2 separate regions of the Homo sapiens genome follow, and region 2 is linked to region 1. The links are chromatin loops, found by intact Hi-C in ENCODE. Cell type or tissue: ascending aorta. All regions are shown on one strand. Each heading gives the region's core, and the rest is flanking DNA. Links, peaks and the distances in the headings are about the cores only. Region 1 overlaps HECTD2 (HECT domain E3 ubiquitin protein ligase 2). Region 2 overlaps HECTD2-AS1 (HECTD2 antisense RNA 1).

What was found. Hi-C counts contacts between places; a loop is a spot of excess contacts. Peaks named below come from ENCODE experiments on the same cell type or tissue, not always from the same donor. Only the 100,000 strongest peaks of a DNase experiment are listed, where the experiment ranks them.
Region 2: a loop joins it to region 1, with 2.7 times the contacts of the local background. A loop is called at or near these places in 1 of 110 quality-filtered maps.

What each region holds. Positions count from the first base shown.
Region 1 is chr10:91,505,581-91,517,321 of GRCh38, reverse strand. HECTD2 (HECT domain E3 ubiquitin protein ligase 2) reads right to left here. Exons shown (of 21, transcript NM_182765.6): 21 at 2,502-5,058. The coding sequence ends at 4,938. All of the region lies in intron 3 of HECTD2-AS1 (HECTD2 antisense RNA 1), which reads left to right. Among named protein-coding and RNA genes, the nearest start is that of HECTD2-AS1, 100 kb to the left of the region's middle. In ascending aorta, for the core only: no CTCF peak of the experiment used is centred there; no DNase peak of the experiment used is centred there; H3K27ac peaks cover 299 bases.
Region 2 is chr10:91,576,532-91,588,272 of GRCh38, reverse strand. The region is part of intron 1 of HECTD2-AS1 (HECTD2 antisense RNA 1); the gene reads left to right. Among named protein-coding and RNA genes, the nearest start is that of HECTD2-AS1, 29 kb to the left of the region's middle. RefSeq lists a silencer at 7,567-7,861. In ascending aorta, for the core only: no CTCF peak of the experiment used is centred there; no DNase peak of the experiment used is centred there; H3K27ac peaks cover 4,880 bases.

The sequences.
Region 1 (11,741 bases), core at 1,321-9,320:
CCTACAAATGTATGCTTAATAAATCTTTCATGAATAAAGGTGACAGTTATTTAAAATAATTTGCTACCAACCAACCCTCATTAAAATAATTTCTAATAGATGTTCTTTATGAGGAGGAAATTTGATTCCAGAGGTAGGTGGAGGACCATAGAAGAGGGAATGGTGTTTGAAGAAGTTGTAAATGTGTGGTTAAATCTAAACATTATCTACATAAAATGATAATAATGGCACCTTATTTTATGGATTATATTAACATTAAAAATTCATAGTATAAAAGATGAGGTAAATAAAGTTAAAAATTAGGCCACATATTAGAAAATATTTGTAATGCAAGCACAATAAGAATTAGAATACAGGTAATAACAATAGTAATAATACCAAACATTTAGAGACCACTTATGGGTCAGGCACAAATGTAAGCCCTTCATATGTATGTTCTGTAAGTTTAAGTATGTAAGTCTATACATATGCATATATCTGATACACTTATAAACTTATATATAATATACACATATACATACATATGTACATACATACAAATATACCTGTATGGAAACTTATTTAACAACCCTGTGAGCTAAGTATTATTTTCTTTAGTTTCTAGATGAGTAAACTGAGACAAAGAAACATTAAGTAATTTGAAGTAATTTGTTCCAAGTCACTTAGTCATTGGCAGATCTGGAATTCAACTGAAGCAATGTAGCTCCTGTTAACAAAGGATCAATATCCAGAATAAGGAAAAAACTCCTAAACACCAATAGGGAAAAAAAATAGGAAAACACAGGCTAAGAATATTGAACTGGCCATTCACAGAAGAAATCTGAAGAGCCTGTAAATATACACAAAGGTGTTCAATGCCATTAACAATTATGGAAATAGAAATTAAATCACACTAGTTAAATAAGCCAAGAAAGGTCTGCTAAAGCCAAGTGTTGGGGAGAATGTGGACAAACGACAACTCTTTATAATGCTGATGGAAATTAATGCCGGAACCACCACTCTGGAGAGCAAGTGGACAATATCTGGTAAAGCCGGAGATGTACAGCCTGTGATCCAGCAATTCTACATCTGGGCTATAGTCTAGAGAGCCTGGTTCACACTGGAAAACAACTCAATGTTAGTGTGTGGGAGGATGGATCCAGAAAGTGGTACATGCATTTCATGATTCTATTCTGCAGTTAAAAATGCATTATATCTAAATGTAAATAAATCTATAAAAGACAATATTAAGTGAAAAAAGTTTTGGAAAGATATATAGAGCATGAGATGTATGCAACTGTAACAATATTACATAGTGTTTACACATAGGTACATATATGTAAAGACAGCATGGGAAAGATTCACACGAACTACAGGTTAACAGAGAACAGAGAGGGAGTAGAGGGGGATTGGAGATGGGCACAAAAGGGGCTTCAATCCCATTTGCAAAATTATTTTTAAAAAACTGGTAATATTAACACATATTATCATTTTTTAGGTCTGAGTGTGGGATCATGGTATTTCATTATGTTAATCCTGAAATTTTTCTGTTTACTTGAACTATTTCATTAAAAATAGAATTGTATCTTGTTACACAGCTATAAAATAGTATTTAAAACCCTTGCATCATGAGACAGCTATAAGGATAAATCCTACAGTACTGTTTCTAGAATAAGAAAGATTCTCCCAACACAATTTTAAGGCTTCAAAAGCACTTTGCGTTCTATAATCTGTGGTTGAACCCAGCATTTAAGTCAAAAGCCTCCAGAAGGCGTCAGAAGCAGTGGTTGTAGGATGTTTCTACATCAGTACCATAATTTGTCTTGCATCACTTTTTATTGCTTATCATGTGCCAGGCACTGGATAAGTGCTTTACACATTAGTTCATTTAATCTTCCCTACAACTCTATGGGGTAGGTAGGTTATTTCCATTTTACAAATTATTTCCATTGTACATTTGAGGAATGAGGAAGTTAACTTGCCCAGCTAGTAAATGGTGAACCCAGGCAGTCTGGCTCCAAAACCTAGGCACTAGACTAAACGATTTGCGGCCATCTGGGTGAACTGATCTTGTGTCCCCTCCTGCGAAAACCCATCCTGGTCTTTTTTCCATCCAGCTACCTATTTTCTTTCATTAATCACCCATAACATTCTCTCTTACATTCTTATAATCTCCACTCTTCCTTCCTTAAGCATGAGGTATGTGGACAAGGGGAAAAGGGCCAAATGAATGGTTTTGGAGAGGAATACTTACTTAAGAGCTGAAGTTATCTATCTACGGCCAATGAAATGTTACACTTGGTTCACTTCTGGGTGTACTCCAAATGGTATTATACATTCATTTGGTGGAATAGCTGTGTGATCTTTCAAATATTGGATATACATTTCATGCTGAAAATATGCTACAGAGGTTGGTAATACTTAATGTCAACAACATACATCTTTTGAAGTTATGTGTCAGCAATTTTCCTAAGCACTAGATTGAGAGAGTATAATGCAAAGAATAGCTTGCATTTATAAAATATTTTAAACATATGGCTTTAATTAATTGCCCAAGTGTTCAAAAAATAAACTGAAGCCTGACTGACTGTATAATTTTAATATTTGAAAAATTGCATCCAGAAATTAATACAATACAGATTTGTACAAAAAAGGAAGGACGTAAAAACTTCTAATCATACAGACAAAAATATGACTGACTAAGCAAAGATTTTAAAAAAGGACAGGATGTTTAAAAAATACTGATAAATACTGTGTAATGCTTTAATTTACTGTGGCAGATACAAAAATCAATAATTCATTAACAGATTATATATGTAAAAAAAGTAACTACATGAATTTTCTAGCTTTTTAAATTAATAAAATGTAACAGTAGTGGTTTTTATTTTTTAAATGAGGTATTATTACACTGTAAACCAAAAACAGAGCACAAATAAATAAAGGCAATGTGCAATTTAGTGATAAATGATTATACATTTCAACTTAACAACAGATAACAAAAATTCTCTAGTTATTTATGGACTTCGTCATCTAAAAATTTGGCTTGCTTGTGTGGACTTCTTATTTAAAAGTGACACAGCTAATCGATATACAAGCACATCATTAAACATGCAGACCAAGCCAACACAATTTTTCCATGAGTCATCTCTACCAAATAAAAACTGTTTACATTTTATTTAAAACACTTAAATCTGGTTTCTTATACATGTTTCTTTTGTGCTTATAAGTGGTAACCTACATTAAAAAGCTGATTTTCTAGTTCAAGCAGTGTAAGAGAGAAGCAGTTTTATTTGCATATGGATTTAAAACAGAGCAAAATGAAACAAAACCAGGATGCCTTTAACTCTCTTAGGCTTTCCAAGATTTTTAAGAAGAAATACCCTTGAAATAATATACCCAAATGGAAGAGCAGAATCACTTCCATCTCCAAGAGAATAGTAAACAAAGTGACCCCTTTTCCTCAAAGATTTGTGGGTTGGCTTCAGAACTGTTGGAGAACAAGCTGATTAGTTCCTCCACCCTGGAAGAATTCTGCTGGTTGGGTGCAGGAAGCATAGCAAGAAAATAGCCTAGCCCAGAAAGATTTTGGGGAAAGTATTATTTGCATATGAACCATATGCTGGTACTAAATGCTGGTTTCATTATTATTGCAAATATAACTTCAGAGTTTTCTGAAGGAAAGCTGTTAAAGTATGGTAGAGAAGTCTTGGTTTGGCAATATTTGTAACATGCTAATAAAACTGCTTCATTTGCTGTAAATTAAAAAAAACATTTACTGTCTGACTTAAAATGCAGTTTCTTTTTACATACTACTTTATTAGAAACTCTAAAAAAAGGGTACTTTGAATTTATTATATTCAGAATCCAGTGAAAAACAAACATTTTGGCCAAAACGTTGAATTTTATTTTTATACTAAGCTATATCATTTTGACACAAGTGTTATTATTGTATTCACTTTTGTCAAATACTTTAACCTATCTTTTTCAAAAATTAGTGTTTTGGTACAACTGGTGATCAAAAAATGTAGATATAAGTCTTGTACATGATTCAAAAGATTTATAAAAGCAGTTATATTCTTTTGTGCTTGTAACTGACATACTTCATCAATGATTATTTAGGTCTGATTTCTTTTCTAATATCTTGAGCCTTAAGAAGAAATGATCATTATACAAATATTACAGAGTACACAAGTAACTAGTTTACTGCCAATGTGCATGCAGACTAACAACACTTAAAAGAATATAACCTTGAATCCAATTAGTCTGAAAATACTCTTGTACAATCATCTTTATTGATTTGTAAAAGCTGTGTACACATCTAAAACCCTGAATTTACTTTGTAAAAATAAATCTTTAACAATAAATGGCACTATCAAAATCCCATTATTCTCAGGCTATTATGTAGTTATTTACATGCTTTTCAGCAACTGCTGAGAAGAATCTTATAGGTCCCAAGCCAGTATATCAAAAATCCCTGTAAACTGCATTTGCAATGATACTGTGTTGTATACCACTATATGAAAATATGGCTACATGCCTTATGTTAAAGATAATGTAGCTGTTTGCTTTGCTACTGTGTGCTAGCAGTGCTAGCAGTGTACAATCTGCCACTGGGTTCAACTATACCATAAATTCATTCTTCACTGTACTTTGCTTTCCCAGTGGAATGCCTGTGACAAACTACTTGTGGAGAATGATAAAGTGCTATATAAAAGAGGAACTGGACCATACCTGTCTCTGCCATGTGGACTTTTCCTCACTCAAGCGATTTCTGTGTGTGTTTTTAGAAAATTATGCCTTTGCTGAACATACTTCATATTTGATTTTTTAAAAACTTAATATTTTAAAGTTGGTGAGCTTTGTCAAAGTGTTTTGAGACAGAAACATGAAAAGGCTAAAGGCACAGTAAGAGGGAAGTGAATGCTACATATAAAAGATTATATTTCAAGTCTTCTAGGTTACTCAAGTCCAAAACCTTCTGAATTTGAAATTCCAATGATCAATTTCTGTTTCAGATCCTTTTTGCTCTTGTAGGGGGGAAGGCAAAGTTGATTGAAGCAGGTATGGGCCACAGGTAAGCTAGGGAAAAAAATTAAAAAAAAATACTAAGTCTTGAAACACACACAAAATGACTGCTATGCAACTTTAAAAAATACCAGGACACACACATTCAAATCTATTTCACTCTGTTAAGAGATGACTCATCCATTTCTTCACTGAACAGATATTTACTGAGTACCTCACTTTGTATCAGACACCACTCTAGACACTAAGGCTGTGGTTACAGACAAGACAACCAATGTTACCACTTTCATGAAACTCATTTAAGAAGCATTTTGTTGGAGTCAGACAGATATGAATTTGAATTCTGCTTTCCCCACTTACTAGCTGTGGGGTCTTGTTCGAGTTGCATAATATCCCCAAATCCCAGTTTCCTCATCAACAATATAGGGTAAACCATCCAATTAGGCTGTTTAATAACCTAATCAGGTTGTTTAATAACCAGGAGTTCCCAACCCCAGGGCCAGAGATGGGTATGGTTGTTGGTGGCCTGTTAGGAACTGGGCTGCACAACAGGAGGTGAGTGGCAGGCGAGCATTACTGCCTGAGCTCTGCCTCCTGTCACATAAGCGGCAGTATTAGATTCTCATAGGAACAAGGACCCTATTGTGAACTGCACGTGCAAGGAATCTAGGTTGCATGCCCCTTATGAGAATCTAATGCCTGATGACCCGAGGTGGAACAGTTTCATCCAAAACTACCACCACCTCCCACTCTCCCCACTCCTCCCTGGTTCTGTGGAAAAACTGTCTTCCACAAAACCGATCCCTGGTGCCAAAAAGGTTGAGGACTGATGGTTAAAAAGATTAAAAGAGTGATATACACAAAACATCTAGCAGCCGAGGAGTAGATAATATAATGAATGATACTATTATTCCGGTTTTTAGTATTAAAAAGTAATTTAAAAAAGAGCATTTTGGGGACAGTAGATGCCCCTTGATGCACATGTAAAAATTATCTTCTGAATCCTTTTGGTGTCATCTCCCCCACCTACTATCTGATAGTGTTGTTATCATCATTTAGGATTCTTACAGCTATCTTAAGACTCTTTCCTTCAGTCTTTATGAACTTCACAGCATCAGAACAGCTGTCAGAGAAATCAATGAATAAAAATGTGAATACACTACAGAAAAGGAAAACATTTTTAAAGAAGTTTGTAAGATTTAAAACTAAATTTTGAGAGCCCCCTGAATTAAAAGACTTAAAACTACTAGAATCAGCATTTACTCAGTGTTTGGTCTATGATAATCACTGTGCTGAGTGCATTTACATGCATTGTTTCCTTTAATTTCAGCCTCAAAGCAACTTAAAAGTGGTTGTTCTCATTTTACTGGTGAGGAAAAATAGACATGTAAATATACAAGTAACCTGTTCAGGGATAGAGAGCTGGTAAAGATGTAGGCCCAATATTCAGACCCAGATCAGTCTGACTTAAAAAACCAGTGTTGTTCATATGTAAGATTTAACATTCTTAATTTTTTACGCACCAGACATACATTTGTATGAATTAAAAATATCATCAAATAACAAAGCAAAGAAAAAAATGAAAATGCCAACTCAGTTTTTTAATATATTTTTTTCTAAAGTGCTCTGCTGTTTACAAGGTCCTAAGCTACACAACTTATTTTTATGCCAGTGTTTCATGCATCCATTCAATAACATTTCCCGAGTTATTTAAAACATTTGTTTTCTCTTCATTCTGTTAAGGCTGAGCTTTCCAAGTTTATTTAATACTCATCTACCTAGATACAAGGTCTCTTAAAACTGAAAGAAAACAATATCAATATTCTACCAGAAGAATATCTTATGAAAATGTTTATTGAAGAAAAAATGTGTCCAGGATTTTCTTAATCCATCAGGGGCTTCAATAACATGTATTTGATGAGGTGCAGGACCAAATTATGTATATCTTTTAAGCCTGACTCTTTGGATGATTTGCAAAGGAAGCTGCTTAAGGACAACCAGAGATGGAAAAGGATGTAATTTGAAATTTGCTTTGCAATCTTGGCCATTCTACATTACACTCTGTACTAAAGAATCAGGATAACCACAAAATATTGCCAAGGATTCATGCCCTTTTAGGGGAAAAAAGCATTCTGAATACAATTAATGACTGAAGATTATTTTCTCCATGGACTTTATTCTAAGAGGCACTGGGAGAAGGCATCTGGTCCTATCTATGAATTTAAAATTGAAATCCTGCACTGGCTTATTGTGCCCATTATATGTCTTCATTTTTTGGCCCTTTTCACTGATACTATTCACTATCTTTTTCTGGACTCCTGTTATCCTCTTCTTCATTAACTGCTAGTGAGTTGAGATATAATACAACATGTTTTTCCTCTACCTTTTATTTTAGGTTCAGGGGTACATGTGCAGGTTTGTTATATAAGGTAAACTGCATGTCATGGGGGTTTGGTGTACAGATTATCTCATCACCCAGGTAATAAGTAAGTACCTGATAGGCAGTTTCTTTTATCTTTACCCTCCTCCCACCCTACCCGCTCAAGTAGGTCCCAGTGTTTGTCATTCCCTTCCTTGTGTTCACATGTACTCAGTATTTAGCTCCCACTTACAAGTAAGAATATGTGGTATTTGGTTTTCTGTTCCTGTGTTAGTTTGCTTAGGATGGAGCCTCTAGCTTCATCCATGTTGCTGCAAAGGACATGATCTTTTTTTTAATGGCTGCATAGTATTCCATGGTATATATGTACCACATTTTCTTTATCCAGTCTTTGCTATTGTGAATAGTGCTGCAGTGAACAATGAACATATGCATGCATGTGTCTTTATGACAGAATAATTTATATTCCTTTGGGTACATACCCAATAATGGCATTGCTGGGTTGAATGATAGTTCTAAGTTCTTTAAGAAACCTCCATACTGCTTTCCACAATGGCTAAAATAATTTACATTCCCACCAGCAGTGTATAAGCATTCTCTTTTCTCTGCAACCTTGTCAGCATCTGCTATTTTTTGATTTTTTTTTTAAATTTATTTTTTTTAATTATACTTTAAGTTTTAGGGTACATGTGCACATTGTGCAGGTTAGTTACATACGTATACATGTGCCATGCTGGTGTGCTGCACCCACTAACCCGTCATCTAGCATTAGGTATATCTCCCAGTGCTATCCCTCCCCCCTCCCCCCACCCCACAACAGTCCCCAGAGTGTGATGTTCCCCTTCCTGTGTCCATGTGATCTCACTGTTCAATTCCCACCTATGAGTGAGAATATGCGGTGTTTGGTTTTTTGTTATTGCGATAGTTTACTGAGAATGATGATTTCCAATTTCATCCATATCCCTACAAAGGACATGAACTCATCATTTTTTATGGCTGCATAGTATTCCATGGTGTATATGTGCCACATTTTCTTAATCCAGTCTATCATTGTTGGACATTTGGGTTGGTTCCAAGTCTTTGCTATTGTGAATAATACCGCAATAAACATATGTGTGCCTGTGTCTTTATAGCAGCATGATTTATAGTCCTTTGGGTATATACCCAGTAATGGGATGGCTGGGTCAAATGGTATTTCTAGTTCTAGATCCCTGAGGAATCGCCACACTGACCTCCACAATGGTTGAACTAGTTTACAGTCCCACCAACAGTGTAAAAGTGTTCCTATTTCTCCACATCCTCTCCAGCACCTGTTGTTTCCTGACTTTTTAATGATCGCCATTCTAACTGGTGTGAGATGGTATCTCATTGTGGTTTTGATTTGCATTTCTCTGATGGCCAGTGATGGTGAGCATTTTTTCATGTGTTTTTTGGCTGCACAAATGTCTTCTTTTGAGAAGTGTCTGTTCATGTCCTTCGCCCACTTTTTGATGGGGTTGTTTGTTTTTTTCTTGTAAATTTGTTTTGAGTTCATTGTAGATTCTGGATATTAGCCCTTTGTCAGATGAGTAGGTTGTGAAAATTTTCTCCCATTTTGTAGGTTGCCTGTTCACTCTGATGGTAGTTTCTTTTGCTGTGCAGAAGCTCTTTAGTTTAATTAGATCCCATTTGTCAATTTTGTCTTTTGTTGCCATTGCTTTTGGTGTTTTAGACATGAAGTCCTTGCCCATGCCTATGTCCTGAATGGTAATGCCTAGGTTTTCTTCTAGGGTTTTTATGGTTTTAGGTCTAACGTTTAAGTCTTTAATCCATCTTGAATTGATTTTTGTATAAGGTGTAAGGAAGGGATCCAGTTTCAGCTTTCTACATATGGCTAGCCAGTTTTCCCAGCACCATTTATTAAATAGGGAATCCTTTCCCCATTGCTTGTTTTTCTCAGGTTTGTCAAAGATCAGATAGTTGTACATATGCGGCATTATTTCTGAGGGCTCTGTTCTGTTCCACTGATCTATATCTCTGTTTTGGTACCAGTACCATGCTGTTTTGGTTACTGTAGCCTTGTAGTATAGTTTGAAGTCAGGTAGTGTGATGCCTCCAGCTTTGTTCTTTTGGCTTAGGATTGACTTGGCGATGCGGGCTCTTTTTTGGTTCCATATGAACTTTAAAGTAGTTTTTTCCAATTCTGTGAAGAAAGGCATTGGTAGCTTGATGGGGATGGCATTGAATCTGTAAATTACCTTGGGCAGTATGGCCATTTTCACGATATTGATTCTTCCTACCCATGAGCATGGAATGTTCTTCCATTTGTTTGTATCCTCTTTTATTTCCTTGAGCAGCGGTTTGTAGTTCTCCTTGAAGAGGTCCTTCACATCCCTTGTAAGTTGGATTCCTAAGTATTTTATTCTCTTTGAAGCAGTTGTGAATGGGAGTTCACTCATGATTTGGCTGTTTGTCTGTTATTGGTGTATAAGAATGCTTGTGATTTTTGCACACTGATTTTGTATCCTGAGACTTTGCTGAAGTTGCTTATCAGCTTAAGGAGATTTTGGGCTGAGACAATGGGGTTTTCTAGATATACAATCATGTCATCTGCAAACAGGGACAATTTGACTTCCTCTTTTCCTAATTGAATACCCTTTATTTCCTTCTCCTGTCTAATTGCCCTGGCCAGAACTTCCAACACTATGTTGAATAGGAGTGGTGAGAGAGGGCATCCCTGTCTTGTGCCAGTTTTCAAAGGGAATGCTTCCAGTTTTTGCCCATTCAGTATGATATTGGCTGTGGGTTTGTCATAGATAGCTCTTATTATTTTGAAATATGTCCCATCAATACCTAATTTATTGGGAGTTTTTAGCATGAAGCGTTGTTGAATTTTGTCAAAGGCCTTTTCTGCATCTGTTGAGATAATCATGTGGTTTTTGTCTTTGGTTCTGTTTATATGCTGGATTACATTTATTGATTTGCGTATATTGAACCAGCCTTGCATCCCAGGGATGAAGCCCACTTGATCATGGTGGAGAAGCTTTTTGATGTGCTGCTGGATTCGTTTTGCCAGTATTTTATTGAGGATTTTTGCATCAATGTTCATCAAGGATATTGGTCTAAAATTCTCTTTTTTGGTTGTGTCTCTGCCCGGCTTTGGTATCAGAATGATGTTGGCCTCATAAAATGAGTTAGGGAGGATTCCCTCTTTTTCTATTGATTGGAATAGTTTCAGAAGGAATGGTACCAGTTCCTCCTTGTACCTCTGGTAGAACTCGGCTGTGAATCCATCTGGTCCTGGACTCTTTTTGGTTGGTAAGCTATTGATTATTGCCACAATTTCAGATCCTGTTATTGGTCTATTCAGAGATTCAACTTCTTCCTGGTTTAGTCTTGGGAGAGTGTATGTATCAAGGAATTTATCCATTTCTTCTAGATTTTCTAGTTTATTTGCGTAGAGGTGTTTGTAGTATTCTCTGATGGTAGTTTGTATTTCTGTGGGATCAGTGGTGATATCCCCTTTATCATTTTTTATTGCATCTATTTGATTCTTCTCTCTTTTTTTCTTTATTAGTCTTGCTAGCGGTCTATCAATTTTGTTGATCCTTTCAAAAAACCAGCTCCTGGATTCATTAGTTTATTGAAGGGTTTTCTGTGTCTCTATTTCCTTCAGTTCTGCTCTGATTTTAGTTATTTCTTGCCTTCTGCTAGCTTTTGAATGTGTTTGCTCTTGCTTTTCTAGTTCTTTTAATTGTGATGTTAGGGTGTCAATTTTGGATCTTTCCTGCTTTCTCTTGTGGGCATTTAGTGCTATAAATTTCCCTCTACACACTGCTTTGAATGTGTCCCAGAGATTCTGGTATGTTGTATCTTTGTTCTCGTTGGTTTCAAAGAACATCTTTATTTCTGCCTTCATTTCGTTATGTACCCAGTAGTCATTCAGGAGCAGGTTGTTCAGTTTCCATGTAGTTGAGTGGCTTTGAGTGAGATTCTTAATCCTGAGTTCTAGTTTGATTGCACTGTGGTCTGAGAGATAGTTTGTTATAGTGTCTGTTCTTTTACATTTGCTGAGGAGAGCTTTACTTCCAAGTATGTGGTCAATTTTGGAATAGGTGTGGTGTGGTGCTGAAAAAAATGTATATTCTGTTGATTTGGGGTGGAGAGTTCTGTAGATGTCTATTAGGTCTGCTTGGTGTGGAGCTGAGTTCAATTCCTGGGTATCCTTGTTGACTTTCTGTCTCGTTGATCTGTCTAATGTTGACAGTGGGGTGTTAAAGTCTCCCATTATTAATGTGTGGGAGTCTAAGTCTCTTTGTAGGTCACTCAGGACTTGCTTTATGAATCTGGGTGCTCCTGTATTGGGTGCATATATATT
Region 2 (11,741 bases), core at 2,039-10,038, 70 kb before region 1:
TCCCACTAGTTTTCTTATATTTATCTCATGGGAGATGACAGGAGATGACTCATACCAAGTAGCAAAAAGAGCCAGCACGCTGGCTCCGGTAAAATGTTGTGTGGGGCAGTAAGGAGCTAATAATAATAATAAGGTATAACAGCTACGGCTTCACTTAATTTACACTTTTTATGTCCCAGCCAATGGGCTAAAAGTTTAGGTGTGTTACCTCAGTCATTTGTATGAGGTTGGAACTATTTTTGTTTTGCTTAACAGATAAGAAACAACCATTCAATCCTATGAGAAAGGAACTATTTTTACTCCTGTTTTACAAAGGAAAAAACAAAACTTGGAGTGGTCAAGTGGCTTGCCCAAGGTTACTTAGCCGGTAAGGGGCACAGCCAGAATTCCAGCTGTGGCACGTGATCTGACTCCAGAGATCAGGTGTGAAAATACTTCCTGTACTGCCTCTCAGGAGGCTGGACATGAGGGCTAAATAAATTAGAGGTGGTGGAGTTTTGGTGACTGTCAGTCTCATGTTGTCTCTAGCCCCTTTGTTTTGTTAACCAGATATAGACAACACATGTCTAGTAAGAATATTGTCACAGACTAAAGAGAATGGGTTTTACAAGAAGACACCTGGGGCAGCATAAATGATTGCCATAGCCATGACAATCCAATGAAGTGAATTTCCAAGCAATAAGTGTTCTGTGCTCATACCACCTTGCACCTGAAAAGCATGCATTGCATTATGTGTATTCAATTAAATAAAAAAAATAAAAAATATACTGGCTCAGTGCCTGGCAAAAAGTAGGCACTTAATTGTAAGATACTCTCATCTGTACCTTTATTTCCCTAATGCCTAACACAGTGCTTAGCAAGTAGTAGGTGCTTAATACATATAGTTTTTTTTTTTTTTACTAGTAGCACTTAGTACTTAATAAAAATGACTATCAATGTTCCATGCTAAACATTTCAAGACAGTATCACTTCTGCCCCTTATGCTCATTCAATGAAGTTGTGGTTAATAACCCCATTTAGCAATATGATTTCCTTTAATGGAAGGAAAAACAGGCATATGGAGGTTAAATACTTAGGATACCGAGCTGTCAAGCTGGTAAGTGGCAGAGCCAGGGGTTTAAGTGAATGGGTTATCAGAATCTCCTTTGATGGTTCCCATAGTGACCAGAGGAGATGAGTGTCTGTCATTCTCTAGGTTATCTGTGGGCCATAGCCGGAAGCTTACTGTTTCTTAGATTCTTATTTCTTAAAAAAAATTGTGCCATCTTAGCTTTCTACTATATCTATGGTTAATTCAATCTAAATTAATGTTTGAAGCCATTGACAAGTTTCATTACTTAAATCATGCTCTCCCCCAATCTTTGTATTATCTTGATGCTTCAGAAAGATGCACCATGTTTGTCCTGTGGCTTCCCATTCTCCTGGCAGACCACCAGAGACATGCGCATTCTAGGTTGAACATGGGGCTGGGGGAACCTGGGAAGCTTCCTGGGAGAAGTGAGTTCTGAACTAGAATTTAACTGGCTGGCAGAGGGAAAACTGGGACCTGGATCTTACAGCTCTTCTTCCATGCATTCCCCGCTCCTTACCCCAAATCTGTTCACACTTTATCCCTTGGTAATGGTAGAGCAGAGTGGAGGCTCAGTACAGAGCTTGGAATATATGAGATTGTCAGTGGCAAATAAATGAATGAATGACTGAGTGGATGGATGAAGTCTGGTCAGTGATGGGCATCAGCATCCCCTTGGAAAGGCCAATGGCCTGAGAGAAGCCAAGGTGGGGCTTTATATTGTGAAGGGCTACCTGGAGGAGGAGGCTACAGCCACCAAGGACACCTTAACCTTACCACCTCCACTTCTAGGTTTTAAGCTATTATTGATGCTGCTGTGATCACTAAATGTCAGTCAGTGAGGGAGCATCTTGTGCCACTAGAACTGGGCACTCATAATCAATTGGGAAGGTAATTTAGAGGGCCCTAGAGATTTTCTAGTCTATTCTTCCCATTTTATAGATTAGGAAATTGAGGCATAGAGAGGGAAAATGAATGATCCAAGGCCACATGGCTTGGTGAAACTGTTCATTGCATATTCAATAGCCATTTCTTGCTCCTTATTCCTTCCCAGCAGAACCCCAGTTTTGATTGATATTGGGCTTCCATGGTTTGATGGAAGACCTTACCCCTCTCTGTCCCTAGAGAATAAATCTTGGTTAGTTTGAGCCAATCATAATCATTTTATCCTCTTTGCCAGGGACTGGTTTGGGATGAGCATGTGGTTGAATTCTAACCAATGAAACATGAAGTGGGGGACTTTGGGGAAAGTTTTCCCCCATCTTAAAGAGCAGTGACAGTAAGGGCTACACAATCTTAGTCTCTATGGTTTTAGAGTTTGCTGAATGAGGACAGGGTGCTTGATGTACTTGCAACCAAAAGAGTCACACCGAGGACAAATGCCGACACACTGTGGTTGGCCAATTTGCATGATGAAAAGAACCTGAATCCATGGTGGTGTCACTGAGCCACTGAATTAACTAGCTCTGGAAATGTTCTACCTCTGGACTTCTTATCAAATGAGACAGCAAAATGTCTTTATTGTTTAAAATAGTTGACTTGAGCTTTCTATGATCAGTCACCCAATGCATCCTTATTGATACATATCACCAGGTAGGATCAGATTCCCAAATCAGTGTTTAGATGGCCCTTTGAAGTGGCTGGAGTGATCTCTGAGACCACCAGGAAGCAATAGCAGAAGTAAAGTGTTTGGGATTATCCATTGGGTTGCGTCTCGATTGCTCCTGTAGAATATTAGAGGCTCCCAGGAAGATCCCACAGACTAGCCTTGGATTTGGACATAAACTTTGTAATCAGTAGAATTAGGGTTGGCTTCTATATTTTAATGTTAAATATGATTTTTGCTTATTTATTTACTTATTTATTTTTGAGATAGCCCATGAGGCAGGAAACACAAAACAATGATTTTTACCCTCAAGGCTTTATTTTGTCACATAACACTAGTTGTGGAAGTTCCATGAAGACATTAAGGACTCGGACTCCTTACACATTATTTCCATGGTGTAGCCCTCACCCTCATGTGCAAGATGGCTGCTAGAGATCCACCATCACATCTATGTCCCAGACAGCCAAATAGGAAAGGTGGGAAGAATGTTACCCCTCCTTTGTTTAAAGGTTGCAATAAGATTATGTTGTTTTCTGAACTGCTCCTCCTCATTTCTTCTCCCCTCTTTTCTTTCTCCCTCATCCCCAAATGCCAACACAGGGGCTCAAAGAAGAGCCTCCTACATTTCAGGTTAGTCTTTTGATATGTAAGTGCTCAATAAATGTTTGTTTCTGATGATGAGGGGAACAAATGACTCCCTTTGCATTCCAGGTTCTGGGGCAGGGCTGACGCTCCCCAGTGTCTTGCAGAGCCGGGCAGGAAATGACAGAATGGACATAACAGTTTGGTATAAGAAAAATGAGAAGTGGGCTAGGCGTGGTGGCTCCCTTCTATAATCCCAGAACTCTGGGAGGCTGAGGTGGGTGGATCACCTGAGGAGTTTGAGACCAGCCTGGCCAACATGGTGAAAGCCCATCTCTACTAAGAATACAAAAATTAGCTGGTCATGGTGGCATGCACCTGTAGTCCCAGCTACTTGGGAGGCTGAGGCAGGAGAAATGATTGAATCTGGGAAGGAGGCTGCAGTAAGCAGAGATCACACCACTGCACTCCAGCCTGGGCAACAAGAGCGAGACTCCATCTCAAAAAGGAAAAAAAAGAAAGAGAGAAAAATGAGGAGTGGTAGCAACCCTCCTGAAAGGAGGTACTGTTATTCAGCTGCTGCCAATTGTTGTCAAGAGGGAATACAAGTTCCATGTTGTCAACTCTTCCATTATTCAACAGAAGCTGAAAATCTATATTTTAATGTTAAATATGATTTTTACTTATTTATTTTTGAGGTAGGGTCTGGCTCTGTCACCCAGAATGGAATGCAGTGGCATGATCTTGGCTCACTGCGGCCTCTGCCTCCTGAGCTCAAGCAATCCTCCTCCTTCAGCCTCCCAAGTAGCTGGGACTACAGGTTCATGCCACCACACTTGGCTAATTCCTAAATTTTTTGTAGAGATGAGGTCTCACTATATTGTCCAGGCTAGTCTCAAACTTCTGGACTCAAGTGATCCTCCTGCCTCAGCCGCCCAAAGTGCTGGGATTACAGGTGTGAGCCACTGCACCCAGCCTAAGTATAATTTTTAAATATTAGACCAACACTGCGTGTTTTTTGGGTTGGGAGTAAATCTTGAGGTCAAATGTTGTATTTGATTAGTTCAGCAGAATCTGGAATATAATGAATACTCAGTGTTTATTGAATGAATACATTAAAGCTTTCCAGTTGCTTTTCTTTCCCAGAAGATTGAATGAAACATGTGGAGCAACTGATAAAAGACAAAGGCACTCATGTCTTTGTTATATATTTGTTAGTTGTTCTAGTGTTGTTTTATTTCTTTCTCTCAAACTAGAGGCTAAGCACTCAAAGACAGAGATCTTATTATCCATCACACCAACCTCTTCCTTTTTAAGGAGAGTTCCCCAAAGTTCCATATTAGGCTTCCTCTTTTTTTTTTTTTTTTTTTTTGAGATGGACTCTTGCTCTGTTGCCCAGGCTGGAGTGCAATGGCGCTATCTCGCCTCACTGCAACCTCCATCTCCTGGGTTCAAGCGATTCTCCTGTCTCAGTATCCCGAGTAGCTGGGATTACAGGCGCCCACCACCATGCCTAGCTAATTTTTGTATTTTTAGTAGAGACGGGGTTTCGCCATGTGGCCAGGCTGGTCTTGAACTCCTGACCTCAGGTGATCTGCCCGCCTCGGCCTCCCAGAGTGCTGGGATTACAGGCGTGAGCCACCGCGCCCGGCTTGAGGCTTCCTCTTATATCTCATTGGATAGAACAGTTATATTGTTGGAAACCTGGGACATTTAGTCTTTATTGAGTTACAGTTGTTCAGCTAAAAGCTGGAGTTCTTCTACCAATGAAGGAGGAAAGGATATTGGAAAGCAGCTAGTGGTCTCTTTCACATGACCCTGAAAAGAAAACTATGGGATGCTGCAGTCAACAGTCACTGAATTCCATGCTATGGTAAATAACGTGAATTGTAAGGTGTCAATGCTAGAAGTGGTCGCTCATTTTACAGGTAGGACATTTGAGGAACAGAGTAGTGAAGGGATTTATCCATGGTAACATGATAAGAGAAGCTGTCCTTCTAACTCTATCTTGTGCTTGATGTGTCACCAACTCTTGTTAATGTCTAAATCATAGCATTTAGCCCTCATTGATTCCTTCCTGCCATTGTGAGGCACCCAGGCCCTCTTACCTTCCCACCACCTTCTAAACTTGGCATCATCTCACCCTTTGCCCCGATCAACTCTTCACTAATGACTTTCTCAGTCCCTCCAGCCCAAAGTTAGCTCATCATTTTCATCATAAGGGGCAACTAGTATTGATTGGTAGAGGCTTCCAGGGATGATCTCTCATGGATAATTCTGAGGGCTCAGTGAAAAAGAGTACTGAGATTGATTAATGAGGTTTGCTGTGGTTGTTCAAGAAATGGTGCCTCTTGGGGCAAGAGTTCATCTGAGCCCTGGCTTCTTTCCTTTAGGGGCTATGAAAAAGCCCCTTTCATGGGCTTACCCTACAAGGTATCTGGCATTAACATAGAACAGCCCTGTTCCTACAAGCTAGGTGAACCTCCAGCCACACTGCAGCCATCAGGGAGTGGGCAGTGGTGTGACTTATCACATATCAGAAGCTCAAGGCCATCTATCACCAGGGCAGGCCTATCTGATCCTGTCTTGCATCAGACAGATAACTCTTATTACCACTCTACAAACCTGAACATGTAAAAATAGACAGGATTAGGCTGTGACCAGTGCCCTGGAGTTACTGAGGCAGCCTCATAGTGAGATTGTAATGACAGCTCTCTCACAGGCCAGATGCTAAATATATCTTCCCCACAGTTGCAAGGATGGTGCCAGGGAGCACATCAGCCGCATGATCCTTCCTGGTCACGAGGGGAGAGATCCTGAGGACTTTGCTCTCAGAGTCTATTCCTGAATCAGGCTCAAGCCCAGAACAAGAATAGATTCTCCGTGTCCTGGCCAACTGTCCTACCTGTGGTCTCCAGATGGGATACCATGTGTCACACCCTGACAAGCATGTAGGCAGCTGTGGAGGAGATGGCAGGACTCTTGGGCATGTCTTGAGAGAAGTCTTTGGGTCAGGAGGGCACATCTTCTTCCTGCCTCATGGACCGTAGGAAAAGGAGGGAGCCTTGGGTTGGTGGTATTGGAGGGGAAAGGGCTCTGAGAGTACCCCATCTCCCCCTGCAAATCCACAGAAGCAGCCAATCTGATTCACTCCAAAGTGAATCCATGTTGATGACTTAGATTTGGTCATATGTGCCCCTTCCTTCCCTAACACTTCATTTCTTGAATAGCATACAGCTATTTGCCAGCTTAGCTAAAATTTTAACTACACAGGTATTACAATAATGCATTTTTATCGTAAAAACCTTCAAGCAGCACTTTGGGAGGCTGAGGTGGGCAGATCACCTGAGGTCAGGAGTACGAGACCAGCCTGGCTAACATGGTGAAACCCCGTTTCTACTAAAAATTAGCCCAGTGTGGTAGCACACGCCTGTAATCCCTGCTACTCGGGAGGCTGAGGCAGGAGAATCGCTTGAACCTGGGAGGCGGAGGTTGCAGTGAGCTGAGATCATACCATTGCACTCCAGCTTGGGCAACAAGAGTGAAACTGTGTCTCAAAAAAAAAAAACAAAAAACCCTAAAAAATAAAAAACAAAACCTTCAAACAGTACAGAAGAAAGTAGAGGAAAATTAAAAACCCCCCTTTCTCTTATTCTCTCTCCAATTCTAAGAAGTAACCTGTGATCATACATACTTTATTTTATTTTATTTCATCATGTTGGCCAGGCTGGTCTCAAACTCCTAACCTTAAGTGATCTGCCTGCCTTGGCCTCCCAAAGTGCAGGGATTACAGGCATAAGCCACTGCAACTGGCTGGTCATATGTACTTTCTCTGCACACATCATAGAATACATTGCAACACACACACACACACACACATACACAAATGAAAGTATGGTATAGAATAGTGTAGTGTAGTATAGTATACAAGTTTACAGGTAATCATTCAAAGATTGCCTGGGTTCAAAGAGCTATACATCTTTGGTCAAATTACTTTGCTTCCTTGTGCCTTGGATTCCTCCTCTGTAAAATAAGGATAATGTTAGACTCTACCTTACAGAGTTATTATGAGGATTTGATGTTGAGACTTTAAACACAGTGACTAACACAGAGGAGGGGCTTGAGTCTTATTATTACATATGCAAATAATAAGGCCATGTTGGTTATCTATTGTTGCAAACAAATTACACCAACACGTAATGGCTTAACAGCAAAATTTTATTATCTTGCAGTTTCTGTGGATCAGGAATTTAGGAGCAGCTTAGCTGGGTGGTTGTAACTCAGGGTCTCTCATAGGGTTGGATGTTGGCAGGGGCTGCAGTCATCTGAAGGCTCGACTGGGGATGTGTAGAATCTTCTTCCAAGATGGCTCACTCATATCTGTTAGCAGGAAGCTTCAGCTTCTTGTTGCATGGATATCTCTGTTGGCCACTGAAATGTCCTTATAACGTGGCAACCAACTTCCCCCAGAGTAAGCAATCTAAGATAAAGTGAATGAGGAGGAAGCCACAATGTCTTTTATGACTTTGTCTCTGAAGTTGCATACTGCTGCTACTACTTCATTCTATTCATTACAAGTGAATCACTAATTTTCAAGGGGAGATGGATTGAAGAGTTGTATGAAAGAATTTATGGACATATTTTACAACCACCACAAAGGTTATCTCAGACGTACATTCTATTGTGTTCTATGTGTTGCTTTGCAGTTTGCTTTTTGTGCATATAAAGCTGCATCATTCTGTCTGACTGCCATATGGTATATTTCATTGTGAAGATATACCATAGTTTCTTCAACCATTTTCTGTTTGATGGGTATTTGGGTTTTACTTTTCTTTCTTCGAAGAAAGCAAGGGTCTAAGTAAGGGCCTAAGTGATCATCTAAGAAAAGCGTCACTTCTTAGAGGCTCACAGTCTGAAGAAAAGCTTCTAAGTCTCTAATTCCAAGAAGTTGGCAGTGGTATTAGGGAGCAAAGAGACATTTAGATTTCAGGTGACGAGGTAGGTCAGAAGACCAGGACATATACAGACTTGAAACCATTCACAGGAAAACATTAATATACAATATTGTCATCACCGATTCCAGAGAAGCTGTTGTTGCCTCTGGCCCTGGTTTTATGCTCCGCCTGAGTGAGGCATGCCTGGGAACCCAAGGAATGTCTTCAGCCTGATGTGCAGCTGGGATGGCCAAAAGTTTACAACATTAGACATCAAGCTTCAGTGAGGTCTCCTAATGCTGGTTTGAATCTTTCTTATTGAGACAGACAGTTTTAGTTAGCTACCTTTCATCCTCCCCTTCTCACCACATACCCCAGCCTCTTTTAATTACCCTGATTTTGTTTAGGATGGCAGTGGCCTGTCCTCTGAGGTTGAATTGTGATTAGTCAAAGTCAATGACTGTAATTCCACTCACCAGATATTTACATTTCCAGCCTCCTTCATAGCTTGGGGTGGTTCATGTAAATGTTTTGGCCAAGGCAGTCTAAGCAGAAGTCTGCCAAAGGACTTCTTGGAAAGCCTTTGCTTTCTGCATAAAATAATCAGATATGACTGGCACTCCTCTACCCTCTCATTTTGCCTTAAATGTAGATATACTATCTAGAGCTGTGGTCACCATCTTGAGACATGCAATTAAAAAAAACTGAAAAGCCACCATGCTGAAGATTTGGGGTGGAAAGAAGGAAACACATAGGAACTTTCAGCTGCTGCAATAGCTATGGACTCCATACTCACGGACTTTTTGTTATGGAGAAAAATAACTCTACTTTTTAAAAAGGCACTGCTTGCTGGTTTTTCTGTCACTTGTAGCCGAGAGCATTCCTGATACATTTCCTGCTTCTTTCTAAGCTCTACAAGTGCAGATACTCTGTCTAATATGCATCCCATTGAATACCCAGTGCCAAGAAGTATGCCTGAACACAGATGATGCCTGATGAATGAATAAACTGAACTAATGAGTATCTTCTTAGGTACTAGGAGCTTCTCTATAAGAACATTGGCCTTTTGGAGAATCCTTTCTCCTGATCCCCAGACAATTTTCTTTTTCGATTCAGCAGAGGTGGTGCTTCCCTGAACCTGCAGACAGGTTTACAATACCTAGGCCATGGCAGAAATATCTCTGCTATATAATATCCTTTAACTCAGTCACAGTTTCATCACTGGGAAACATAAACCAACAAATTACTCTATAAAAGCTAAGAAAAAATTTCTCTTCATCCTTTTCTAACTAAACATGCTTGGATAGGGTTACAGTGAACTGGTCTTATATCAAATTCTGCTCAAAAGCAAACAGTGTTCTAGCAGAGGGAGACCAGGGAAAGCCTCACACTTGATAATAGCCAATGCAGGGAATGTTGGCTGGTACATTATCCAGGTGGAAGAATAATATCTCCCGGAAAGTGAAGTGGGTCTTTATGGAAGTGAAGAGAAAATATTTTAAGAGTCTCACTATTGATGTAAGAAGAGATTGAGTTTAAAAAAATATAAAAAGCATCATGAGTTTGTTGAATGTAATTGGACTCTTGTAGACAATTCTAGAACCAACTTCATGCCATGTATGGATGCAAAACAAGGGCTGAATTAACCCATAATCATCAGGCTTTTGACAAATATAAGTGGGGCTGGTAGCATCTTAATTTTCTGGTGTGTTATAGTAGAAAGAAGGTATTTTGGAATTCCTAGTTGGAATGCAATTTCCAGTTCTTACTAACTGTGTCACTCTGAGCCAATTACTTTCTCTGAGCTTTAGTGTCCCTCTTTGTAATACTACCTACCTGACAGGGTTGTTATGAAGATTTAAATAAAATCATACAGGCAAAATGTCAGGCATATAATGTTGCTTCTACTACTATCACTACCTCTGCTACCGCTACAAACACCACCACTACCACCACCACCACCACTACTACCCCTATTACTACTTCCACTGTTCCACCACCACTACTGCTACTGATACTACTACTACCACTACTACTATGATTTGTAATGCAAGAGACAAAGCAGGCTTCCCATCACTGTTAGCACTCTTCTGTGGTATTTTAAATAAGGAAGACAAACCTTCTTTTCAATGAACTAGGAGGAAATAAAACCATAGACTCAAATTCCTTTTCCCTCTTGAAAACAAATCACCTTCCTTTGGGTTTTGGAAGGAACATCTGGCAGGTAAATTGGTCTTACTGCTTTAGGCCAGACAGGAGAAATGTTGTCTGCATCCCCACTGCCTGGTTCTGTAACTGTGTTTGGGATCTGAGGTCCTTGCAGGAGGCATGCAACATACCTATGCACTGCTCACTTTGCAGGACTATGAATTTCAGTTTGTGTTCTAGGAAAAATTTATGGTTTCCTCCCTAGTTCCCCCTCTCCTCTGAGTTCCTGAATGAAGACATTGCTTCCTTTACCACCTGCAGATGCTGTAGGGTACCATTTAAAGTCTGCTCACATGGTGGATGTGAGGTCAGCAGCATGACCAACGTGAAATGCTGTCTTTTGGCTCCCCTCTTCCCCAGCCAGAGGGGCTTTCTTCACTGATGAGTAAAGTGATGATAAAAACAGTGCTTCTAATTGCTTTTTTTTTGAGACAGAGTCTCTCTCTGTTGCCCAGGCTGGAGTGCAGTGGCGTGATCTTGGCTCACTGCAACCTCTGCCTCCTGGGTTCAAAAGATTCTCCTGGTGGCTCAAGCCTGTAATCCCAACACTTTGGGAGGCCGAGGTGGGCAGATCACGAGGTCAGGAGATCAAGACCATCCTGGCCAACGTGGTGAAACCCTGTCTTTACTAAAACCACAAAAATTAGCTGGGCGTGGTGGCTCATGCCTGTAATCCCAGCTACTTGGGAGGCCGAGGTAGGAGAATCATTTGAACCAGGGAATCGGAGGTTGCAGTGAGCGGAGATCGTGCCACTGCACTCCAACCTGGAGACAGAATGAGACTCTGTCTCAAAAAAAAGAAAGTATTCTCCTGCCTCAGCCACCCAAGTAGCTGGGACTACAGGCACCTGCCACCACGCCTGGCTAATTTTTGTATTTTTAGTAGAGACTGGGTTTCACCATGTTGGCCAGGCTGGAGTGCTTCTAATTGTTAAGGAATGTTGCTATACCTTCCTTTTTCAAAAACATGTTTTCCTTTTGAAAATTGTATTGCACTGTCATAATTAAAAATATAGATAAACAAAATGAGGAAAATATAACTACCTATAATCAACAGTGTGTCATCAGTATTAACAAACAATATGGATGCTTTCAGCCCCTTTCCTATAAATATTTATATACATTATTCTCAAACTGGAATGTGATCACAATCCATAATACAGTCTTCAGCATATTTTCATTAATTGGTGAGAAATCACCAATCGCTTTCCACATCTTTCAATACTCATCTTCAGCAGCATTTTTAATAGCTCATAGAATTCTATGTTATGGGACATCATCATTTACTAGTTTATTTACCCAGTTTCCTATTGTTGGACATTTGGGTTGTTTAGACTTTTTC